Regions from separate parts of the Homo sapiens genome. Here regions 1, 2, 3 and 4 are each linked to region 5. A link is a loop called in an ENCODE intact Hi-C map of the cell type or tissue named here. Cell type or tissue: ascending aorta. All regions are shown on one strand.

Evidence for each region. Peaks named below come from ENCODE experiments on the same cell type or tissue, not always from the same donor. Only the 100,000 strongest peaks of a DNase experiment are listed, where the experiment ranks them.
Region 1: a loop joins it to region 5, with 10 times the contacts of the local background. A loop is called at or near these places in 97 of 110 quality-filtered maps.
Region 2: it touches region 5 in a loop (2.3-fold over the local background); 4 of 110 quality-filtered maps call a loop at or near these places.
Region 3: a loop joins it to region 5, with 2.7 times the contacts of the local background. A loop is called at or near these places in 8 of 110 quality-filtered maps.
Region 4: it touches region 5 in a loop (4-fold over the local background); 3 of 110 quality-filtered maps call a loop at or near these places.

What each region holds. Positions count from the first base shown.
Region 1 is chr6:84,217,945-84,222,944 of GRCh38, forward strand. It overlaps CEP162 (centrosomal protein 162), which reads right to left. Exons shown (of 27, transcript NM_014895.4): 3 at 3,113-3,227. Among named protein-coding and RNA genes, the nearest start is that of CEP162, 7.2 kb to the right of the region's middle. In ascending aorta, a CTCF peak has its summit at 3,063 (motif pointing left); no DNase peak of the experiment used is centred here.
Region 2 is chr6:84,049,641-84,054,640 of GRCh38, forward strand. All of the region lies in intron 1 of MRAP2 (melanocortin 2 receptor accessory protein 2), which reads left to right. Among named protein-coding and RNA genes, the nearest start is that of MRAP2, 18 kb to the left of the region's middle. RefSeq lists an enhancer at 2,134-3,986. In ascending aorta, no CTCF peak of the experiment used is centred here; a DNase peak (open chromatin) is centred at 2,671; H3K4me3 peaks cover 996 bases; H3K27ac peaks cover 3,464 bases.
Region 3 is chr6:84,409,003-84,414,002 of GRCh38, forward strand. The region is part of intron 1 of LOC107986620 (a long non-coding RNA gene); the gene reads left to right. Among named protein-coding and RNA genes, the nearest start is that of LINC01611, 63 kb to the right of the region's middle. In ascending aorta, no CTCF peak of the experiment used is centred here; a DNase peak (open chromatin) is centred at 2,540; H3K27ac peaks cover 1,055 bases.
Region 4 is chr6:84,190,929-84,195,928 of GRCh38, forward strand. It overlaps CEP162 (centrosomal protein 162), which reads right to left. Exons shown (of 27, transcript NM_014895.4): 10 at 3,956-4,147; 11 at 2,681-2,762. Among named protein-coding and RNA genes, the nearest start is that of CEP162, 34 kb to the right of the region's middle. In ascending aorta, no CTCF peak of the experiment used is centred here; no DNase peak of the experiment used is centred here; H3K27ac peaks cover 2,383 bases.
Region 5 is chr6:83,882,739-83,887,738 of GRCh38, forward strand. All of the region lies in intron 4 of RIPPLY2-CYB5R4 (RIPPLY2-CYB5R4 readthrough), which reads left to right. The region is part of intron 2 of CYB5R4 (cytochrome b5 reductase 4); the gene reads left to right. Among named protein-coding and RNA genes, the nearest start is that of CYB5R4, 26 kb to the left of the region's middle. RefSeq lists a silencer at 1,878-1,947. In ascending aorta, a CTCF peak has its summit at 1,901 (motif pointing right); no DNase peak of the experiment used is centred here; H3K27ac peaks cover 1,053 bases.

The DNA of each region.
Region 1 (5,000 bases), 340 kb after region 5:
ACAATAACCTACTCCTTTTCCAAGTCTAATGGAACAAGAGACGTGGCAAAGAAAACAGTAACCATTGGAGGTTACCAGAGAAGCAGCAGTATTCACAGAGCAAAGTTAAATGTGAATTACAACTCTGCTTTGAAGGAATTATATAAGATTAATTGGGGGGGTATACCAAGACAGGAAAATCCAAGAATATTTCCATGAGGAAGTAACATTTCTGCTAAGATGTGAAGAAAGACCAGGAAATAATTAGGTGAACTAGGCCAGGGAGACCAGAACAGGCAGGGGACACAGTAGGTACAGAAGCATGACAATGGGAGGGGCAGGCCACATTTGCAGATGCAAAAAGGCCAGTGAGGCTGGACCCAGATGGTGAGCGTAAGCCTAAGAGGAAATAAGCCCAGAGCAGGAAGTCAATGGTTGGACCGTGCTCGTCCTCATAGGCCAGCAGAGGGTCTTGCTCTGTATTCCAAGAGCACTAGAAAAAACTGGTAAAGCTATACAGTATCAAAATTTCCTTATTTTAATAGTATATGTTTGTTGTAAAAAACTGATATATGGAAAAGGTAAATAATTATGAGTAATGTTTTATTTTTGTTTTTTGCTTTTTAATATTCTTTTGTTCTTTGTTTTCTTCAAAAACCAGAAGACTGAAAATGTGTGCTATAAATATGAAGATTAGAAAAAATATCACTTTTGGTAGGAGGAAGCCTTATTAAGAAGTCACGAATTTTGACTTCAAGTTCCTAATTTGTGTCCTCTTGGAAAAGGCTAAGAATCAATTTATTTTATGCCTTTCTGTGAATAATGGTTTTACTGGATCAAATAATAACCTCCATAAGTTGTAAAAAATCAAGAGAGAGATTCATAGATGCTTCAAATGAAAAAGTATATGCCAAGGTTGGTGTGCTGTAGTGGCAACATGTCCAGGGTCTCACCCTGGCTCTAAAGCACGACTTGAGGTTGTAGCTCACACTAACCAAGTTCACAAGAGATTAATATAACAGAAACGAAGATCCAGTTTAGTTATTTACAATAAAGAATACAATCAGCAAGAGGATGAGATAGTTTCACCTTCTAAGCCGAACATTTTATTCCTATGGCAACTGGGAAACAAGCAAAATTATAATGTAAAAGCCGCTCACTGTTAATGTTTAATGGTACCTGTCTTAAGATTAATAATGCATTCCTCTTCTCAAGAGGAGTGTTGAATTCTCCCTCAGAAGGTTCTACACTCTTGATACAGGAATCACGTCTTGCCTTTTCATAATAATGCCTAGTATTTAGAACATAATACAAACTCAGTAACCGTTTGCTTGAATCAGGGACCAGGTTATTCCCGTGGGCAGGGAAACCTCCCGCTGTTTAAGCTGACATTGTCAAAGTTTGCTTCTTGACTATCCTTCTTTACTTCTTTTACTAATCAAATCTATTTCTGATACATTTAAAAAAATTATTAATACCATCAATCAGGTTACATGTGAGTATTTTTGGTCTAGGAGCTATTCTTTTCCTGTAGGATTAGGTTGTATATATCTGCTCTGATTCATTATCTTCTAGACAAAAGGCTTTGTGTCCCAAATCTTTGTCAACAATTCCAACAGTACTTCATCTTATAATATCCTTTTCAAGCATTAAAAGCAGGGAGAGAGTCTAAAACATAATTCTTCACTACAAAGTTCAGCATGTTGCATAAGAATTTATAAAAAATGCACTGAATTTTTCAATAAGGAATTTCTTTAAATTACAGTATTAAAAAGAACAGAGAAGTAACTGTCAAATCTACTTTAACATGCATTTATTAAACAAATTTATCATTTAATGTTGAGGGTCAGGGGATACAAGGACAAAGAAGTGTTTCCTACCCTCGCAAAGCTCCCAACCGCAGGAGTTGTCCTATAGGTTACAACTATCAACACAATGTGTAAGTGTTACTATGGTGTTCTGACATCAAAATGAAGGAGAAACTAATTGTGACAAGAGAGCTAGAAGATAGAGTGAAGGACTGCAAAAAGTGGTGATGCTAGGCTTTATTGGGCAAGAAGGATGAGAGGAAAGGCATTCTAATGGCAAGGAAGCATGAGATAATGCACAGAGGCAGGGAGGCCTATGGTGTTTCCAGGAGATGAGGAATGATTACCTATGGCTACAGTACACGAGAAGGCAGGGTTCCAGTCAGATCATGCAGAGTCTTAATTATGACATGAATTCAGGCTCAATTTTCATGGGGAGGGGGGGAAACCAAAAGCCCATATGTATATTTTTTCCCTAGAGATACAGAAATTCTATCATTTTACAAAATTGTGCTTAACACTGATCCACAAATGGTGTGAATGTAGGTACTGAAATAGAAGCAGTCGGGGTTGTTTACAGATGTGGCAGTATCATGTATAGTAAACCTATCAGGCCAGGAGTGGTGGCTTAGGCTTGTAATCTCTGCGTTTTGGGAGGCCAAGGTGGGAGGACTGCTTGAGGCAAGTTCGAGATCAGCCTGGCAACACAGTGAGAGACCCTATCTCTACAAGAAATAAAAAAAATTAGCCAGGCATGTTGGCATGTACCTGTAGTCCCAGCTACTCAGAAAGCCGAGGTGGGAAGATTGCTTGAGTCCAGGAGTTTGAAGTTACAATGAGCTATGATTGTGTTACTGCCCTTCAGCCTGGGCATATCATATACATATATATGAGAGACATATATACATATGGCAGTAAATTTTTTTTTACTACTGTCATTAACAAACTGTGATACCAAGGTCTATAGGTTTGTTAAACTCTTCCCAATGCAATGACATTAATATACTGCCAGAATATCTTATTAAATCACCTTAAATCAATTTATCATTAAACATGATAATAAATATACCTGAATTGTCACCTTAATTTGAGTAAATATAAATTATCTCCATGTAAAATAAGCTGATAATGTTATAACGCAGATTCTCAATTACATAATAAATACATAATAAAGTACTGGTTATATGAAAATCAATTCAAACTTCAAAAATCCACACTATTAGTATTATTTTCTGTATATATTTATAGTGAAGTAACAAAATCCAGAAGTCTTGACTGACCCCTTGTGGTCAAATAATTTGAAACTAAAAATCAGCAACATTTACCATCATCTTTAAAATCATCTTCAGTTATCCACCAAGGCACTGTATCTTTCTTCTTCATCTCTTTTTTAGATTGTCTAGCTGTTTTGTCTGAATTTTCAAAAGAATCATCTGAAAGCTGAATTAGATATAAGACATTCAATTTGAAAATACAGTGTAAATTCAAGAATCTCAGATTCATCATTAAGCATGTTTCTATTAGTTCGCTCACAGTTCAGCTATCACATAGATAAATAACATTCTCATCAATAACGTATAATTTCACAGCTACAAACATATTTGGCCAAAATAACTTAAAAATCAGACACACATCTCTGAGCATCAATTTCATAATTAAGTAAACCAGGAGAATAACAACAAAGACGTAAAACTTGATCAAGAATTTTTTTCAGCAAAGAAAAAACGGGAGGATACAGTCCTGTCTTCTAGACATTCTCTAGGGTTTAAGAATAAATAATGGCTGAACAAAATTGCATAGCACCACTCTAGAAACAGAATTTCAATATAAGGAAGAACTGAGTTTCAGGGTGTAAAGAGGAGGATGAAATTGACCAAGAAAAATCAGCATTTTTTTTCAGTGATTGATAAACACTTATTTGCTTTTTTCTACTCTTCCAATCCAATTTTTACTACAATCCTAAATCCCATGCTCTAACCTCAGTATCACCCCCCACCACCTTAGCCAATAACTTGGTCACCCTTTTCTCTGAGAAATAAAAACCTTCAAACACCACCCACCTCACTCCACTACTAAACTTACTTGTGAAGGCACTTCTTTCGTCTCTCAGACAACACAATTCTTTCCTCCACTCCAAGCAGAACTTCTCTAGGTTCTTCCTTCCTTGGTTATCCCATTTGATATCTGTATCTTCACTCCCTTCTCTCTCTACTCCCCGCCCTTCCCTCTGATTATACACCTGCTCAGCACTGCATCTCCAGTGCCTAGCATAGTACCAGGCACAATTGCGGAATGAAAAAATGAGCATTCTACTCAACTTTGAAAAAAAAAAAGTAGAACAAAACAAAAAAATTCCTTATCCCTACGTCCCTTTTACTCTATCACATTTCCTTGATATACCAACTCCTTGAGTTCACTTAACCCCTTATAATCTGGTTCCCAACCAAAACAGCTCTCCTCCAGGCACCAAAGGCCTCCGAAATGCCACAAATAAAGTACCACTGTCAGTTATCCTCCCTGATCACATCATGGAATTTGCTACTGGTGATCAACTCTTAAACTCTTACTTCTTGAAACTCTCTACCTTGACTTTAGTAGCATCACTTCCTCCGGGTTATTCTTCAGATCTGTGGCTACTCCCCTCCATCTATTTTAATAGCTTTGGCTTTTTGCCCATTTATTTAACAGACTTTTCCAGGACTCTGCTCTTGATCCTTTTTCAATCTCATTCTACATTACTTTTTCTGGAAAAGAAACCAACATTTACTACATGCCTGCTCTATGTCAGGATCTACACTCAGGTTAACTCACTTAATCTTTAAACTACCCTGCAGAAATTTACTCATGGTGAAACTGAAGCTCTAAGAGGCTAAGCAACTTGCTTAAGTTGCTACTGTTAGTAAGTGTTACAAAGTCACATTTAAACCCATGTCTGACTAACTCCTGTCCACTTTCCACTATACTATGTAGTTCCCCAACTAGAATATTGTTATCTGAGTGACCTTTTAAACTTCTAAAATGACAGGGCGCACACGCGCGTGCACACACACACACACACACAATCTTCCACTTGCCAAACAAAAAACTCTACCTCAGTGACTTGAAGAATGTCAATTTAAAAATGTTCAAGAAGAACTTAACTGTCTTCACTAACAAACAGGTAGGAAGACAGGAGGAGGGAAGAAAAAATATTCCTTAAACCATCTGAATTTC
Region 2 (5,000 bases), 170 kb after region 5:
CAGTGTAAAATATTAAGTCCCATTTCTGTTTTTGGAAGTTGATCTTCTATTGGCATTGATTTTTATGTTAAGATGGAAGAAGTCTTCAGGCTTGGGAACACTTTTGGTTAGCTGTCTTGCTGCTGGAAACAAGTTGCTTATGTGCACAGGAGAAGGGGGGATAGGCAGGAAATAGATACATCCTGAATTCTCTTGTTAGCTGTCAGTCACCATTTTTTGAGGACTGCTGGGTAATTGAGTACTTTCTAGGATACACTAGAGAATGGCATAAAACTTGGCAGTGTAGAAAAATGTGGGAAGTATGTCCATTTGAAAACGAAGAGCCCAGCGTGCGTGCATTCATGTGTGTGTGTGTGTACGTGCGTGTAATGTCTCTAGACTGAATTGAGTGGCCAGAGCATCAGACTTCAAAAGTAAGAGTCATACTCGAGTCAAAATAGTCGTGAGGAGGAGAAGACTACAAAGTCCTGGAAGCATGACCTTTTTTCTTTAATTGGAGGAGAGAAAAATCCACGCCCCAGGAAAGACATCACTGACTTAAAATGGATTCACAGAAAAAGAATCAGCAGACCTGGGAATTAAGTGGGAAGTGCCAGTAGAAGGTGATGGTTCACGCAGACTCTATAAAAAGCAGAAGTAAACTTGAGAATAACACCATGTTACTGTTTTTTTAAAGTACTGCCCTGGGAGGACACTGTGGCAGCTTTGAGAGGGTCAAGCATGATCCCTTGCTGGGAGGCATTGCCTTATAGAGATGCTTTAAGAAGATCCAGCTGGCTCAGAGTGTGATTCATAACCTTGAAGTCTCTCATTTTCTGTGTGGCCCTACCCTAGGCACGAGTAAGCTGGGTGCACCATTGTTCTGTGCAAGGAGGAAATTAAGCTTCTAAAGTTGCGATTCTGAAGTTCCCACCTTGGGCTCATCAGCCACCAAAGTGCAGCGTGTCTGAGCTTTATCTTTGGTTTCTCAAGTCTCCTTGCTGGAGGAAAGACAGCGTTATGAGTCACAAGGGTGACTTCTCTATGTTGTGCGGGGGACAGTCATTCCTGGAAGTAAGAGGAAGAAGGATAAGAACAGGTAACTGAAAAGACCTTTCTGGCCTGGGCCAGATCAGAGGTTGGTGGTCCTGGGTGGCATGCCTACTTTTGGAGTTTGAGGATTGAAGAGGAAGGTGAGAGAGTCATTGCAATTGGGAACTTTGATCATCTGACTGGCCATTAGGTCTTCCCCTGTACAAACTGGTCAGCATAGGTCTTTGGATTTGTGGCACTGGCTGGCAGTTTCTTGGAATGCCTTAGTAGCTGTGCTGTCAGTTGTGTGCATGTTTGTGTGGGGGCATGCTCATTTTTCAGGGTTTCTGGCACCTTTTGGATTTCTTCTTAATGTGCTAGTCCTGTGCCTGGGTTGGTGGTCACTTGTAAAACTCATCTGCTGATGTTTACCCCTTAACATGGAAAAAAAGTGTCTAACTCCAAAGAAGCAGCCCCCTTAACATGCATACCATCGTAATCCACCAGGGATATTGACACAAAGACATTTATTCACTCTTTGAGAAGTTCTATGTCTGAGTACATCTCCTCAAATTCAGGGAGGTGGAGAGAATTGCTTGATCCATTTTTAAGAAGGTAGAGAGGACTGGGCACGGTGACTACACCTATAATCCCAGCACTTTAGAAGGCCCAGGCAGGCAGATCACCTGAGGTCAGGAGTTTGTAGACCAGCCTGGCCAGCATGGCAAAACCCTGTCTACACCAAAAATACAAAAATTAGCTGGATCTGGTGGCATGTGCCTGGAGTCCCAGTTTCTTGGGAGGCTGAGGCGGGAGAATCACTTGAACTCAGGAGGCAGAGGTGGCAGTGAGCAGAGATTGCACCACTGCACTCCAGCCTGGGTGACAGAGCAAGACTCGCCTCAAAATAAAAGAAGGAAAAGAGGCCAGGTGTGGTGGCTCATGCATGTAATCTCAGCACTTTGGGAGGCTGGGGCAGGAGGATCGTTTCAGCCAGGGAGGTCAATGCTGCAGTGAACTGTGATCATACCATCGCATTCCTACCTGGGCAATAGAGTAAGACCTTGTCTCAAAAAAAGGGGAGCGGGGAGGAAAAGAGAGTGCCCAGGAGTGGTGTGGGAACCTGGGTTGGAGCAGGAAAGATTGGATAGTCCAAAGAAGGGATGAAAGTGATGGGAATGTGGGTTGGAGAAGGGGTGATGGTTTAATGAGAGGTGTCTGGGCCTGCTCACCACGCTTTCTCTGTTTGGGTTTGTGATCTCCCGTCTTCCCCAACAATGGGCTGGCCTGGGCCACACTACCCTGTGCACACCTGGAAAAGGTAAGCTTCCTTTCAGGGCTAGCTTTCGGATGCAGTCCTAATCTTCATTTTTGCTTTTGTTGGCAGTGATGCTTTCAGCTGTTCAAAAGAGCAATTTAGTCTCTCCCTCATGCTCCTGGAAGCTTGTTTAGGATATGTTTCCTGTCAAAGAAGTTATTTTTCATGACTCTAATTTTATGAAGAAATCTGACATTAAGAAAATCTCGGTGCGGAGAGGGTGGTTCTCAGGAGTGGCAGCCATACAGAGAGCAGCTGCCCGTGGAGCTGCCGCTTCCTGCTGTTGTGTTCAAGAGAGAGCAGCTGCCGGCCTGTCAGCACCCCAGGGAGTGAGGCTCAGGGCCAGGCTGCCTCCCTCACTGCGTGGGTGGCCGAGATCATGCACACTGTGGCGGGAATAGCAGACTCTGGGGGCTGCTACTTGGACATGCTGGCAGTTCCCAGCTTATGTTTCAGCAAAGCTTGGAGAGTCATTGCTGGGCTTGGTAATGGGGACAACACAGAACACTTCCCTAGCACTGCCGTATGTTTGTTGTTGGTCTTTGTGCATCTGATGGCCTAAGCTGATTAATTTGAGGCTTGCATGAAAAAATAATGCCTTGTGGACTTTTTCAAGGGCACTAGGTGACTGCTTTAAAGAAGAGGTCAGAGGTTCTGTCCTCCAAAGCTATCTTTGGGATTCAAGAAGTGAGAGGAAAGAGGCAGTGGAGACAAATGCCCCTCCTTTTGTTTGAAGGCTACCCAGGCAACTGGTGGCTGCCTGGGGAGAGCTGGTGTCACATTTCATTCTGCAGAATGAGAACCTCCTGTAGGCTGGCTCTGGTATTCACTCATTCTTGTCTCTCAGTGTTTGTCAGAGCTTTGCTCCTCTCTTCCCACCTTCAGGACTTTTGCACATGTAGCTTTCATTACCCTTTGGTAATGCCCTTTAGTAATCCATCCCTAAATAGTTCGTTTAGATGAAAGGGAATAGTGTAAGGGGGAGTAAAAGAAGGCATGTCTCTATTGTAGGGTGGGTGGTTGATATTCCTTACAGTTAACTCTTACACACTGACCGGCCCCATGAGGGTGGTGTTACTGCTGCTTTCTGACTGGTCTTGTGGAACCTGGTAGCCACAAATGGGGGTCCCCACCGTGTGCTGACATTGAGAACTGCGTGGCCGTGGGAGAACAGCTCTCGGTTCTGTGGTGTGCTGAATAGACGACACCCTCCATCTTTATTTTCTTTATTCCTTTAAGTACTTTTCCCTATTTTTCTATTCCAGATGAAGTTTAGTCCCTCCCTCTGCTCTGCTATTATAGTAGCTGTAATGTTGATTTCTACTAAAAATGATATGATCAAACCAGACTTCATCTTATTTTCCTTAATAAAAAAAGGAGAGAAAGATTATCATTTTATTTTTGAGTTGGTAGAATAGCATGAATCCCAGGATGTAAATGTTGATCATTTTAACTTTTAAATGATCTAAATGCCTTTAAGTAATTTTTTGTCATAGTTTTATTTATTTGTCTAGGCACCGTGGCTCACAGTTGTAATCCCAACACTCTGGAGGCTGAGGCAGGTAGATTGCTTGAATCAATCAATTAACACTTGGTGCATTTGATAAGAATTGGCTGACCAGGGAGTTGGGTGTGTCTGAAGAACAAAGCGAGGCTTTTCTATTCAAGATCAGCATTTCTAATTAATAATAGTTGTGCTGCCTGCTAATATTTTTCTTAATTTTTCATGCAACATCACATTTAACTTTTATGGCAACTCCATGAAGTGGGTACTATAATCATCTTCATGTTACTAGTGGGAAAACTGAAGCTCAGATTTTTCAGGGCTCTAGAGCAGGGATTGGCAAACTTTTTCTATAAAATACCAGAAAGTAAATATTTTAGGCTTTTTGGGCCCATCCTTTGAACAGTATGATGATGTGGGGTTGGAGTCTTTTTTTGTGGAGTCCATGTCTGGGATGGGAAAGAAGGGGTAAGGGAAAGGGGAGAGTGATGCAGAAGTGGGGTGGAAGGGTGGTGGTGATTTTGCCTCAGCTTCCCTGAGGATTGTGCCCTGGAGGCAGTGGGGACGGATGCGGGCGAAAGAAACCTCAGAAAGCTCTTGAAGTGGGGCTGCTTCAAGAATCTTGAAGCTCAAGATGACTGGTGACTGCTCAGTGAATCTTTGTTACCGCTGACATTTCATTCAGATTTTCCCTTATGTTACTGCTATTTGTCACTTTGTCTTCCTTTCTCCATTATAAGGGAAGGTCTGTGGAGTACTGATCTGTCTCAGGCATCTCTGCCCACCCCACAGTGTGCGGTGTCTTGCACACAGTAGGTGCTCAAACACAGTTATTGAACACAGGCTGCATTGACTTATCACCTTCGGTATCCGTGCTGCGCAGTGCAACCATCTTCTCCCAAAGAAGTCAGGATTTTTTGGTCTAAAATAGTCACAGTTAACAAAGATACTTGGGAAATCCTGAAAATATCATAAATTTCAGGAGTAAGCAGTTGGACAAGTTGTGGACTTCTGTTGAGTATCTTCTGCAAGATCCACTATGCAACTTTTGCTGCCTGTTTTTCTTTATTCACTCCATTTTATTAAACTTAGTTTCCTCCAAACCCACTGGAAGCAAGAAAAGCAAACAAACAAAACCTTAGGTTGCTCATCTCCATTGTTGCATAG
Region 3 (5,000 bases), 530 kb after region 5:
TTTCCTCATCTGTAAATAAGATTTTATTCTTATTTATATAAGGTTTATTTAAAAAAGATACTGAAAGCATCTTAAGTATTTTGTCATGGTTTAGTATGATCTTTAGTCTCATATGGAAGCAAGTAATGTTCTCATGGTTAAAAACTTTTTATAATGTTAAATAATTTTTAAAAGGCACCTTGGAAGAGCACGGTTTTGGTATTTCCCCTGGTGACTTTATCACAGTCCAGACTGTAGTCCTGAAGTTTGCAGCCCTCGGATGTTGCTAGTGGCCTATTTTTCAGGAGCATACTCAAATTCACAAAACTTATAGAACTAGATGTATAAGTAACTAACTTATTATTTTACCACCGATCTGTCAGCACTGACAGCAGCTTTGTTAATGAATTATCTCCTGGTAGCATCTGGCAGGGAAGTCATATCATCATTAGAAGAGGTCTTGGGGTCTGTGGAATCAGATAACATAGAGTTTATTTTGTAACTCAGAGGTTAGTACCAAGGGACCCTGGTTACCCCTAAAAGGTAAACTTAGTTTTGAGGTTGACTAAGTCACATTCTAGAGCCAGAAGCAGCCCCTCCCGCCCGGACATGCACCTAAGTCATCCCTTCTGAGGCGTCCATGGCTGTCCCATCTCTTTGTGGATCTTCGTTTTTTTTCCTTAGTGCATATAAATCCCCATACTGAAGTCTCATTCTTGCTCTGGTCTTGGAGACAATCTATCTTGCTTAAAGTCTTTGAAAAAAATCTCTAAGCTCTTCCATTAATTTTTGGTTTTACAGTTTCACTTTCAGAAGGCAGCTCCCCTACCCTTCTTTATAGCCAAAATCTTTGTGGGAGAGGGGCTTTATTGTTACCCTCATGTATCATCTATACAGAAGTTTATATTTGCTCTTTTCAGGAGGAAAATAATTGAAGGACTTCTATGAACCCCAGTCAAATTCTTTACCTGTCTCCTGCTTAAATGTGACAATGTATGTAAAGGGCTTTGCTTCAAGCCTGGCACACTGAGTTTAATAAATGTTAGATGGAAAAAGAAAACAAAAACAAAATACAAATAAGCCTATTTATTTTTATGTTGAAGCAGGGGTTCAAAGGTTAAAGGAATAAATTCTTTGCCCAGCTCTGTTAAACATTATCAAACAGAACAGAAGCAAATAAGACATTTTCTGCTAATCCGTTATATTACCATTAAACCTACTCTAATGAATTACTCTAAGGAATAAATGAAATAATGCACTATATATTGAAAAGTGTTTTTTCAAGTATATTATGGTTATCAAATTAGCTATAGTTTGTTTCAGATTTTGCTACTCAAAAAATGTAAATATTATGCAAGAACTTCTAAACTATAGATAGTACTGGAAGATTTGCAAATGGTATGAAAAATCAATTTTTATGACACCAGTCCAATGTTGAACCTTCAAGACCATTATAACCCAATGTACAATTAGTTGGAATATAAAATCAATGCTATGACCTGAGTTGGTCTTTCTGGTAAACTCTTAACAATAGGGCGAAAACAAGTGAACTATGTTGTCTGTGGGCGGCCTTGTTATGAGACCATGATGAATGTGGCTGTTAAACATTTAGGCAAAAAAGATTTGCAGCTTTCAGTGCCACAGGGAGCAGCTTTCTCTGTGTCCTTACCCAGTGAAGTGATACAAAGCAAACTTGGCTGCTGAATAATTTCATGTAATTGTACCCTGGAGAGCTGAAATATACAGGAAGGAGGTCTTTTGTGTACAAGTACCCATTTTAAAAACTACAGTGGAAAATCAATACATCGGTTGGTGGACGCTTACCTGCAATTATCTTTAGTTGAAATTTCCAAATGTTGAACATAATGAAAAATCCCTGGATAGAAAAATGTCCCTGGTTAGCTTCAGTAGCTACTCGTTACTTTCTAAATGTTCTTACCAGGCAAACTGAGAAAAAAGAAACCCCTTTTATGAAAATATTACCTGCAAAGCACAGGGGCAGGTTGGCTGGTCTGTTGGAGGCAGTAATTCCTCCAAAGAGCCTTGTGGTTTTGTGTGTGGGGGTAGGGGTGGAATTTCACTCTATCACCTGTCTAAACCCTTCATAGGCATGGACTTGATTTGGGGGAACCCCTTGTGTCAATCTCCTAAACTGGAATTAATTGGTGAGGGAGACAGTTTCAGGTGAACAATTAGGATTTTCTTTCTCAAGAGAGGTGTTAAATATTTTACACCACACATTACTCATATATCATGCTTTACAACCCCTCATTAGCCCACACAATAGACCAGGGGAGAGCTCCAAGGTATTACCCTCCTGTGATAGTTGAGGGGAAACTAAAAAGGAAAGAAGTTGTCCTTGGCCACACTCTGTGTCAGATATAGAAGCAGAACTAACTAGTTGTTCTACTCATGAACTGAGAGTAAAGGCATTAGACAACTAAATAAGTACTTAAATGCTCACTGAGAGCTAGTTTTGCAGTTCCTTCTCTCTTCCAACTCCTTCCCTAAATGCATTGTTGGAGCCTCTCCCAGTCATTGCATACTTAGTCACTCTGTGAAATTCTAGGGAATGCCTCATCTCACTGCCATATTTGGCACTGTTTCCCAAGTGGGATGCCACGGCTCTTTGCTTACCCTCATTTTTGTTGTTTTGGTTCTATCTTTGGGGGACAGAGGGAATCACCTCATATTTTATCCTCTCTGCCCCCTTTTTGCTACATTGCCTCATCATTTATTAGTATATTCCTTCTTAGTTATTATGGCCAGCAATCTTCTGCTTCCCTGACATCACTTCTCAGAACTCTTCAGTGGTTTTGAAGGAACAACTCCCGTGTCATTCTCTTTTGCATCCATTTCTCTCACCCTCTTATCATTGCCATCTGAGAAGTTGATCTTAGAGTAGGTACTTCAAATTAATTATCAAAAAATAATTGAGAAGCAAGTTAAATGTACAACAATTAGAGAATGGCTACATCTTATATGCCTCAACTCAGTGGAATATTCTAAGTGATAATAAAGTTTGCAGAGAATTATGAAAAAGTAATTTTAGTAACGTGTTAAGTGAAAAAACACATATGCAAAGTGTTGTGTTTATTAGGTTCCAATTAATTCATATGCCTATGGACAAAGCCTGAAATGGAATACGTCAAACAAAAATATAGATCATTTAGGTGGTGAGATTATTAGAACTTCTAAAAGTAAGAATTTCTGTACAGTTATCACATTCTTTTTATAATAATCTTCAGTTGTAACCCAGCCTCTGATTCATCCCTCCTTGCCCCTTCCCAAATTACTATTATCTTTAGTAACATGACTTTCTCAAATTTGAGGTGGAGATTCCATTCTAAAGGGAAGGTCTATAAATTCCATCTATGAATGAAAATGGTCAGGACATAAGATGAATTGCCATAAGGGAAAGGTTATTAGTTAGTTTAAATTTATGAATAGAATTTCTAATCAGTTTTCATTCTTTTAATAATTCAGGCTAAAAAAATCTTTGTGTGTTTGTCAAAATATAAAAGTTGCCAGGACTGGAAAGAAAATTTGTTTTTCTTCATTGTCTTTTTTCCATCTAGAAGCCTACATACTCTGAAATGAAAAAGAGCCTAGAAACATCAGAAAAGCAGGCATTACCACCCTCTAAGTAATACAATGTTCTATGAGTTTCACCCTTATATTTTGTTTGTTTGGTGTCTGTGAGATTAGGTGTCATTCAAAGTAGTAGTTTAAGACACAAATATTCCAGTTTGGGGGAGTATAAAAGAAACTTCAGACAAAACTAGCATCTTGCTTTCCTTCAGGAGCAAAGTAGAATAAAATGCTTCAGAACTAATTTTGTCCAGTTGTTCTTTGGCTGTGGTCATATACTTCTTTCATAATTAGCCTTCTCTAGCTTACAATTCAGTCTCTGGAAGTATGCATTAAAGGTGCCCCTTGGGTTTCGTCTAGTTTCTCCAGAATACTGCAGCCAGCTCTCATTAACAGTTCTGTGTCTCTTGCTTCTCAGACTGAAGGCTCAGAGACTCAGGCATCAGAGAAAGTTGGGTCTGATGCACAGCGTCAAGCAGTTTCACTGTCTCTAAGCTAAAGATAGGTGCAAGGCAAAACTATCTGAGTTTTAAGCTTTCCTAGAGCCCTGAGATTTTAGCCCTGGATCCAGTCCTGTTGGATTGTTAATTCTGAGAATGCAAGAGTGGCTCATACCATGAGCCCAGTGCCTCAGTGCCAGAGCTAAACCTGCCCTGAGCTGAAAATGGAATCGTGCAACATTGCATGCAGGTTATTAAAGATTCTGCTTACTTTACAATGGTCTGTTAACAGCTCTAATGTCTTTAACATGTGCAGCCTATTGACTTTTAAGTAACATTTTATTGAAGTAACTGCCGTGCTTATTAGCCCGTAAGATTTACGCTTCATTTTCAGTCCTGAATCTTGGGGAGTCCTGAACCTTTCCTTAAATGGTGAGGTGGGAACACTATGAGATAAGAGATGCTCATTGTGAATGGGAACACGTGTGGTTCAGTAGGGTAAGGAAGAGAAACAGCACGTCTCCTAGGATTTGGAGAAAGCTAAAAGGTCATAGAGAAACAATCACATCTTCATTAATGGGTCTGAAATTTAGAGAAAAAAATATTTGCAGATGTGGTCAGTGTGAGTGGCTTATATCGTGGTTGTACTGTTTTATAGTGTCAGGTGGATAGTTAACTTCAATGAGTGCAAAATTTCACACAAATGAACATACAGAGAACCATCAGGACTGACACCTGAATTTAATATGGTGCTTTTACTTAGGCATTTTGGAAGAATCAAAATTTGCCCACCTATATCTTTTCACTGCTGTTAGCTCTTGAAAACACAGAGTAATGTCACTATGTTTATAAATCATTGTACACAAAATAAGTCAACATCAAATTTATTTATCTGCAAAAAAAAAAAACATACTGAGGAGTAGCTGGCATTCACTTAACACTGGGATTTTGGGATTTATCAAATATTTAATTGTATAATATAAAAAGAAA
Region 4 (5,000 bases), 310 kb after region 5:
CCTCAGCCTCCCAAAGTGCTGGGATTACAGGCGTAAGCCACCGTGCCCAGCCTACTTTTTAATGAGGTTGTTTTTTGCTTGTAAATTTGCTTAAGTTCCTTATAGATTCTGGGTAGCAAAGAACTCTAAGTTTCATTATTGGCACATGGAATTCACTGGGACCAAAGCGATTATTAAGTTACGAAACTTTCTGAAAGAATATAATGTAAAAAACCATAACCCTGTTCAAAAGAAAAAAAAAAAAGAAACCCAAAAGTCAGTGACTGGGAACCTTAAAGCTACCTGTGGGCAGGAAGTGGATTGAGAAGGGAGTGTATCCCCCAAGATGGGCATACCCCTCAACCTAAAATTCACTTCAGTTGTAGCCAATGGTGATAACATACAAGACAAATCCTCCAAGGAATGGAATGAGGGGCTATATAGAATAACTGATTTAAGGTAGCCCCTTCTTAATAGAATAATAACCTAATCAAGGAAAATAAACCCCTATTCCCAAGGTAGGGGGCCTTTACAAGTTCTTTCCAGTGGTTCTCAAAGTTGTAACATTGATTGCTGTGTTTTCCTCATACTTTTCCTTGCTGAAAGGGTGTATCTACTGGTTCCACCATTATATATTGGGATGGGGGTGAGGAAGTATATAACCCTGTCTTTTTAATTATAACCCTGTCTTTTTAATTCAACCATTGGTACACAACGAGAAGCATACTCAAACCTGATGGAGAGGACTGCACTTCACCTGGAAATCCTGGCCTTTCAGATGCATATAGCCCTGAATGGGACTTGGGGCTGCCTGCTTGGGGAAGGGGATAAGTTGGTCTGTGTATGAAGAAGAGTGAAATTGATATTTTGTTATTAGAAAGGTATATCCTGGCAGAGACTGACTAGATACTGACCAAACTCATTTTTCTTTCTTGGCACAGAAACAAACGACATTTCACAGCCTCCTTGGACCTAGTTAGCTAGATGTGCTGGTTCCTACCAATGGAATGTGAGCTGAAGTGATATGAAACTTCTGTATTAAGGCAGTTAAAAGAAAGGACGCAAAACCATTCTCTTTCTTTCCTTACTGACTGGTTGGATGATGTCATAACAATCTTAAAACTATGTGTTGATGACAAGCAGCCTGGGTTCCTAAATGACTGTGTGGAGCAGAGCCCCAATCCAACCCCACTGACCCACAAGGGATAGTGATGTGAGCAAGAAATACATTTTTGATGACAAGCTACTAAGATTTCAAGGATTATGTTATAGCAGCTAGGGTCATTTACTCCATAGTTTACCAAAAAATTTTTAGGTATGTGTACTAAAGATCATATTACTGACATTTCTATTACGTATGATTACTGTTATACCTTCAAAATATCTGTTTTAAGCTTTTAAACACAAATGTAAAAATCTGTTTTAGAATTCCTATTACTGAAATGGTTTTACCTATAACAACAAAGATATAAGATGTGTAAGAAAATCTCTGTAGTTACCGCTAACATACTCCCAAACAGCAATGATGAGTGGTACCATCTCTCCTTTAAAAATACTAATTAGCACTACAGATCAATGGAAGACTACTACACTTAGCATTGAAGTGAATGAATTTTAGTGGAAGGTTCACTGCATCATTTTTTTCTCAACTCACACAAATGTAGAAACAAGGCCAGGAGATCACCACATGTGGATTTACATCATGAGGATACAGTATAGGAAGGAGGCTGAAAACATGTCTGTTGAAGACACAAATGAACAAATGACAACATGAATGGATGACAGACTATTTCACAGAAGTATTTTATGGAGATCAAAGACCTGACAATGTAAGTGGTTAAGCACATGGATGGCCTGTGTTCCTGGTCTACAACTATATGACCTTGGGCAATGGCTTTATTTATTTTAATCTCTTAGGCTTCAATCTTCTTGTCTATGAAATAGGGATAATAATGGAGTATAACCCATGGAGATGCTGTAAGGTTAAATTAAATAATATACGTATAGTATGTGCCCAAAGTAAATGTGAAAAATGTTAGCTGTTATCATCTACCAGTAAATTGAGTTAATCTCAGGTGCATTTCTTGAATTATGGGCATAAAGATGCATTCTCTACTTGTTATGAGGATCACGTGGGAGACTGGACATGACATTTCAGTGCTACATAAAAGCAACGCTGTCTATTACAAGGTTACTGTGACATGTTACTCCGTGTTGAAGAATGACAGTGGGTCACACATACTTCCACTAAACTGTATTGGACCTGAAGCATTTTAATGAGGACCATTTCTCTTGTGGCTACAAACTCACCCTGTGAGATGACAGCCAGTCTGTGACTAAGTCAAAACTAACTGGTTTATAAAGAAGGAAATCTATGACTCATAAACATAATAAAATTCACTTTCTCCCTCATCATGAATGAACTGTTCCGGCACTATTTAAAGCTGAGGAGACTGTATTTTTCAGTGAAAACCTTTAGGACTATTTAGTGGCCCCAGTTTTTTTATAGCATCTATTTATTTTTTCATTTAGCCCTAGAATTTTGATGACTTGAGTAAGGACAAATATAAAAAGAAGAGAGTTATGACTCACAGGTAGAGTCAAGCTAGTATTAGTCATTAATCATTCACTAGGAATGATTACATAGAACAAATGACTATAAAAGTTTCCAATGACAAAACAATAAATAAAAAATTCATACCTGACAGGTTGTAAATCAAAACCACTGATCCCAAAGGAATCTATTCTGATAGGTTTCATCAGCTCCTCTACTGTGGGCAGATCTAAGAGGTGGAAAAAAAAGTAGAAACGAAAAATGTTATGTAGGTTGCTTAATTTACATGTGTAATAACACCAAAATTATATTTTCTCTGACACAGTTAATAAAACGGTACATGCAATAAACCTAGTTTTCCGTCTTAAGTTTCCTTATACCAGGAAAACTTCCTTTCTTATGAAATATCAAATAAATATCTCAAATATCAATATCAAATATATTTATCAAAAAATATCTATACATACACACACGCTAAGTACATATTTGGTTGATCCTGAAATACTGTTGTCTAACAAAATACAACTTTAATATACGTACATACAAAAGAGTAAAAAATATCCCTTTAAATGACTTCTTAATTTGATCAAGGCATATTAGAAAAGAAACTGGGCCAGGCGCAGTGGCTCATGCCTGTAATCTCAGCACTTTGGGAGGCCAAGGCAGGTGGATCACCTGAGGTCAGGAGTTCGAGAGCAGCCTGACCAACATGCCAAAACCCCATCTCTACTAAAAAGACAAAAATTAGCTGGGCATGGCAGCAGGCACCTGTAATCCCAGCTATGCAGGAGGCTGAGGCAAGAGAATTGCTTGAACCAGGGTGGCGGAGGCTGCTGTGAGCCGAGATCGTGCCATTGCACTCCAGCCTGGGCGACAGAGCAAGACTCCGTCTCAAAAAAAAAAAAAGAAAAGAAAAGAAAGTGAAATTTCGTTTTGTGTTTGGCTCTAATTTTATAGTTAAACCAAGGGTTCCTGTATTTCATTTGAAAAAATCTTTTTTTTTTTTTTTTAAGGCAGAGTCTCACTCTGTTGCCAGGCTGGAGGAGCAGTGGCGCAATATTGGCTCACTGCAACCTTCGTCTCCCGTGTTCAAGTGATTCTCCTGCCTCAGGCTCCCGAGTAGCTGGGACTATAGGCGTGTGCCACCATGCCCAGCTAATTTTTGTATTTTTAGTAGAGATGGGGTTTCACCATGTTGCCCAGGATGGTCTCAATCTCTTGACCTCGTGATCCACCCACCTCGGCCTCCCAAAGTGCTGGGATTACAGGCATCAGCCACCTCGCCTGGCTGAAAAAATTTCTTTAATTAAGCTCAGAGACTGAGAAACAATCACTACAGCAAATTGTATTTTAATTATATTACACTAAAAACTCTTTAGAAAGGATATCAAATAATTGAAAAATTCATCTGTAAGTTTTTACCAGATTCCATAGTAGAGATGTTTTTTGAATTCTCTTCATTTTCTTGAGGATGACCTTTCACTGAGCTCTTGATATCTTCCACTGTGTTACTCTCAATTTTTTGTTTGTCTTCATCTCCCAATGAATGGGCTATATGACAATAAGCTTGATGTAGGGCTTCAACGTCACTACTGCTTTGTCCATAAGAAACACCTGTTGAAATAAACGTAATCACCAGAAATAATTACATCACAAATACATGAGAACGATAAAACACTAATATCATTCCTTAACCTGTTAGGAATATAAAAGTAGAGTTAAGTACTAACTAGGTAATTTGCAGCTATGGCCTACCAGCATGGATTCATAGCAGGCTCAACAACTCTTTTAGCAAACTGAGGCGTGTCCTGATGTGGTAAGCATAAAATCTGCTTTCACTCGTCATTGTTCTTTCTCCTACTATTCTTAATCGACCCCCTCTGCATAACTATTCTTAAGTTTCCCAAACTAAAAAATTCCTTTGACGGATTCTACCTCTCCTTTACCATTACCATTCTCTCTGCTTCTCTGTACCACCAAGCATCTTGTCATTTGCACTTTTTCAACCACAATGAATTCACTCCTCCAACTTTGCAATCCAATGTATTCCAACATCCTGCTAAAGCTGCTATGATCAAAAGCAATTTCCTAATGACCAACTCCATTTGTATTTAGTTCTCTTCAACTATGTGAGACATCTGACATTATCTTTTTCACTTTATCTTAGCCAAAAGGCAGAGAAGTCAAACATTGTTTTTTTTCCTGTAACTGTTTCTTCTGCATGCCTTCTTCTTTTTGTTATTACCATAATTTTGAGGGCAATTTTCCAACTCTTGCGGTCTATAGTTCATTTCAGGGCTCCATCTTCAGCCCTCTTCTTTTGAATGCCTCTCACTTACTAGTTTTTTGGCCTGGCTAACTTCATGAAGACTTTTAGCTTCAACTATTACCCATATGCTTATGACTCCCAAATCTATGTCTTGTGTCCTTATAACTCTTTTCTGAATATCAACTTAACAGACATCTA
Region 5 (5,000 bases):
GCAGTATGGGAGCCCGAGGTGGGTGGATCACGAGATCAGGAGATCAAGACCATCCTGGCTAACATGGTGAAACCCTGTCTCTACTAAAAATACAAAAAATTAGACCATGCCTATAGTCTGAGCTACTCGGGAGGCTGAGGTAGGAGAATCACCTGAGCCCTGGAAGCAGAGGTTGCAGTGAGCCGAGATTGCACCACTACACTCCAGCCTGGGTGACAGAGTGAGACTCCATCTCAAAAAAGCAAACAAACAAAGGAAAGTATGGATATAATGAATAAAAAATAGAAACTCTCAGAAGAATAGAAACTAAAAAATAGAAATTTAGAATTGAAAAATACATGAAATAACAAATTTGTTGAATGAGCTTAATAGCAGATTGGTGGCAACATAGACAAGACTTAATGAACTTGCAGATAGATGAATATAAATGTCAAATCTGAAGAACAGAGAGGAAAATTATCAGAAATAAAATGAACAGGGACTCAGGGGCCTGTCAGACAAAATAAAAATGTTTAATAAATGTGTCATTGGAATTCTAGAAGGAAAGGAATGAAAGAATGGGGCAGAAAAATATTTGAAGAAATAGTGGCCATATATTTTACAAATTTAGTGAGAGACATAAATTGTAAATTCAGAGGCTTAGCAAATCTAAACATAATTAATACAAAGAAAATAACATCTAGGCACATCCTAAACTGCTAAAAGCTAACAAGGAGAAAATCTGGAAAGCTGCCAGAGAAAACACACTAGGAAATAATAAAAACGACTGCTGAAGGAAAAGTAACACCATCAACCCTGAATTCTATACCCGTAGGGAGACAGAATTCTTGAAGGATAAAGATGAAATAAAGACTTTTTCAGATAAACCAAAACTGGAAATTTATTACCTGTAGATCTGCAATATAAGATAGATGCTAAAAGGCATTCATCAGGTTGAAAGTTAGTGATACCAGATAGAAGTTCAGATATTTAGGAGGTGGTAAATATGTAAGAGAAAATACTACTTTTTGTCCTCTTCATTTTATAAAAATACATATAAAAAATACATGACTTTAAAAGTTATAACATTGTATTGTGGAGTTAAAGGATAGGAGTTAGAGAGCAGTAAATGGTTCTTATATTACGTGGGAAGGCATACAATATTAACTCTTAAGTAAGCAGGTAAAAGTTGAGGATATATACTACAGTTCCTAGAACAATCACTTAAAAAATAATTTAAAGAGGAAGGCCAAAAAGCCAATCGATTAAATGAAATTCTAAAAAAAGTTTGGTTAACCCAAAAGAAGGCAGGGAAAGAGAAACAGAGACATATAACAGAAAACTTGGGGCTGGGAGGGAGATTAGTAAAATCTCCCATATTAATAATTAAGTGTAAATGAATCGAGCACTCTAATTAAAACTATTATAAATGATAGTTTATAATAATTATCTATCATGTAATTATAATTATCTATTGATAATTATCTTAATTATAGATAATATAGAGATTATCTCTTTGTGTGCACCCATGTGTAGATGTATGTATTATCAAGACCTGACTACATGATGTCTATAAGAGGTATACTTTAAAAACACAAATAGGCTAAACGTAAATGTTTGGGAAAAAGTATGCTATCCAGCTAGTAAATTTTATTATTGGTTGGACTATATTAGTATCTGATAAAAAGGATTATGAGGCAAAGAATCTTACCAGAGGTATAGACATTTTATAATGATAAAAAGGGTCATTTCATTAGGAAAACTGTTTATGCCTGTGATAGAAAAGATTCAAAAGGCATGAAGCTAACATTGATGGAATTGAGGGGTAGAATTAAAATCCTTAACTACAGTTGCATATTTTAACACCTTTCCTCAGCAGTTGACAGGAAGTAATTACAATAATGTGCAATTTCATTACTGAACACAAGATGGCAAAGTAGTCACAGTAATTGTAACAATCGACCTGTGCATTTCAATACAGTGAAATATGCCATAATTTTATCGTGTGAACACATCTTTTCTCCTCGTTTATTTTATAGACAGGAAATGAACAGTGGTGAATAATTGCAAGAATGCTACAGTATACTGGCATAATATTTGGTATATACGTTATAGGCATTAAATGAATTTTTGTTGAATGAATATAATGTGGGGCTTTTAGAATTAAATATTTGTTTGAATTTCAAAACCCAAAATTATTTTTTAATCTTATCACGGAAATAACGCTTTTACTTAAAGCAGTGGTTCTCAAACTTTTTGGTCTTAAAATATCTTTACTCTTTTATTGTTGAAGACTCCAAGGACTATTGTTTAGGACATATCTATTGATATTTATCTTTCAAAAATTAAGAAATGTAAAGAATATTTTTAAAATAATTTTACAAATAATGAGCCCACTATATGTTATAAATAGTACCTATGTTTATGAAAAATAGAAAAGTAGCATTGTTTTACATTTTGGCAAATATCTTTAATGTGTGGCTTAATAGATGACGACTGTATTCTCATGGCATCTTCGATATTCTATCTTATTTGTCATGTAGTATCTTGAAAATGTTACACTTGTGAAAGAATGAGAATAGAAAAAGACAAATAACATCTTGGTATTACTATGAAGAATTTTTGACCTTGAGCCACCAAAAAGGTCTTAAGCTCCCTCAGGAGTCCCTAGACCATATTTTGAGACTCTCTGACTTTCAGAAGTAAACAAAGAAGAAATGAAAAATTATTAATTAGTGGATGTGTGGCCTGAACCATGGTGATACAGTTCACTCCTTATTGGTGAGCCGTTATGGTTCACATGTATGGTTACCTAACCTGAAAATTTGTGGGAACTTCATCTGGAAGATAGATTAGTAGGTATAAAATGTCGCTTTAATCTTGCATTGTACTACCTTTAACCAAACCCTATCATATAGAGCTGGGTGTGAGATTAAGTTGGAGCATGCTGTAATCCAGTTCTGAATTCGGTCTTCTGAGCTATTTGTGATGTGATTCAGATTTTATAGATGGCTTTTCTTCTCTGTGGAGAGTTGGAATAGTGACTAAAAAAGAGCTCTCTGAAATTGGAACCTCTAACTATTGCTGGTAAGAATGGAAAACAGTCTGGCAGTGCCTCAAAAGGTTAAATATAGAATACTCTGTGACCCACCAAATTTACTTTTAGTTGTATATACTCAAGAGAAACGAAAATATAAGTCCACACAAAAACGTGTACATGAATGTTAATAGCAACATTCTTCATGATAGCCAAAAACTGTGCCTTAGTTCATTTTCTGCTGCTTATAACGGAATACCTGAAACTGGGAAATTCATAAAGACAAGGAATTTATTTCTTACAGTTATAGAGGCTGAGAAGTCCAAGGTCAACAGGCCACATCTTGTGAGAGCCTTCTTGCTAGTGGGGACTCCCTGCAAGAGTCCCAATGCAGTATAGGGCATCCCATGGTAAGGGGGCTGAGCATGCAAGCTCAGTTCTCTCTTCCTCTTTTCATAAAGCCACCAGTCCTACTCCCATGAACCCACTAATCCATTAATTCATGAATCTGCCCTGATGACCCAATCGCTTAAAGGCCCTACCATTCAGTACTGCCACATTGGGGATTATATTTCCACATGAACTTTAGAGGGGACAAATATTTAAACAATAGCAAAGTGGAACCAGCTCAAATGCTCATCCACTGATAAATAAATAAAATGTGGTATATCCATAGAAGAAATATTATCCATCCCTAAAAAGAAAAAATACTGATACATGCAACATTATGGATGCATCTTGAAGGCACTATACTACCTGAAAGAAGTTAGTCACAAAGACCACATATTGTATGATCCCATTTGTATGAAATGTCCAGAATATGCAAATCTATAGAGACAGAAGGTAGACTAGTGGTTACCTAGGGGTAGGGTGGATGGGAGTAATGCCATGTAAGGATGTTTCTGTGTACTGTTAAATTGTAATATCTGTTATGTGGTTAGTGTTCCCTTTATGAGGACTCATAATTCTTCACAATATCAAGAGTTACTCCCTTTTAAAGAACTAATGAGCTAGCAAGTCTTCTTTGTTTTATTTTTAATAAATTTTAAAATTAGATAATGAGACCACTGTTACTAGTGCCTCTGTTGGCTTTGGCTGCTAGGAAGTTCAGGACTATATTAAATGCTCACAGTAACGCTGTTAGTGAGGTTAGACAATTGGTATACTTTCTTTTCTAATACACATTTTGTTGTGGGTTTTTAAGTTTTTACACACAGACTTTCACAAACTTGAATTTAAATATTTTATTGTAGGATGCCCACAGTCTTTATCAGAGGCAATTGGGGTTAAATTGAAAACAAATAAATATAAAATGCACAAATGAAAAACTATAGGCAGTGTCTTTCAAGAGAGAAAGAATTCTTTCTGTATAAAAAGGCAATATTCGTTTTTAGGTAAAAAAATGATATCCTTGAACTGAGCTTTTTAAAAAAGTGGTGAGCTACTAGGCACTGGATCTGTTCAAGCAGATGCTGGATGATGCTTTGTCTGTAAGATATTATAGAGATAAAGCCTGTGCTGGATGAGGCTAAAAATTGCCTTAAAGTTCTCCTAGTCTTTAAGACTATCATTCTGTGATTTTGAAGTTTACATTTCTGACAACACAAAGTACTAAATGGTAATTTTAAAATGGGTAATTTTTATTCAGAGAACTTGTTTGAGAGCTCAGAATTCCAGATATAACACAAAAGAGGTAATTTAGTATGAAAAGATATTAAGAACAGGTACTACCAGTACATTGCCTAGAGAAACTCAGTGTAGTTATTGTTCTGAATATGTGTTTTAAATTGTGCTGCCTCTCTGCTATGATGAATTAGCTATACAGTGTACCCCTAATATTGCTAGGGCATTTAAAAATGATTTATTTAAACATTGGAGTATACCTTCCTAATACAACCGTTGTATTTTAGTTTTAATAAGTGGCTCTTCTGAACAGTTCTCAGTCAGTCCTTTTTTGGGTCTGTTCCTGGTTAGAGTTTAAAAA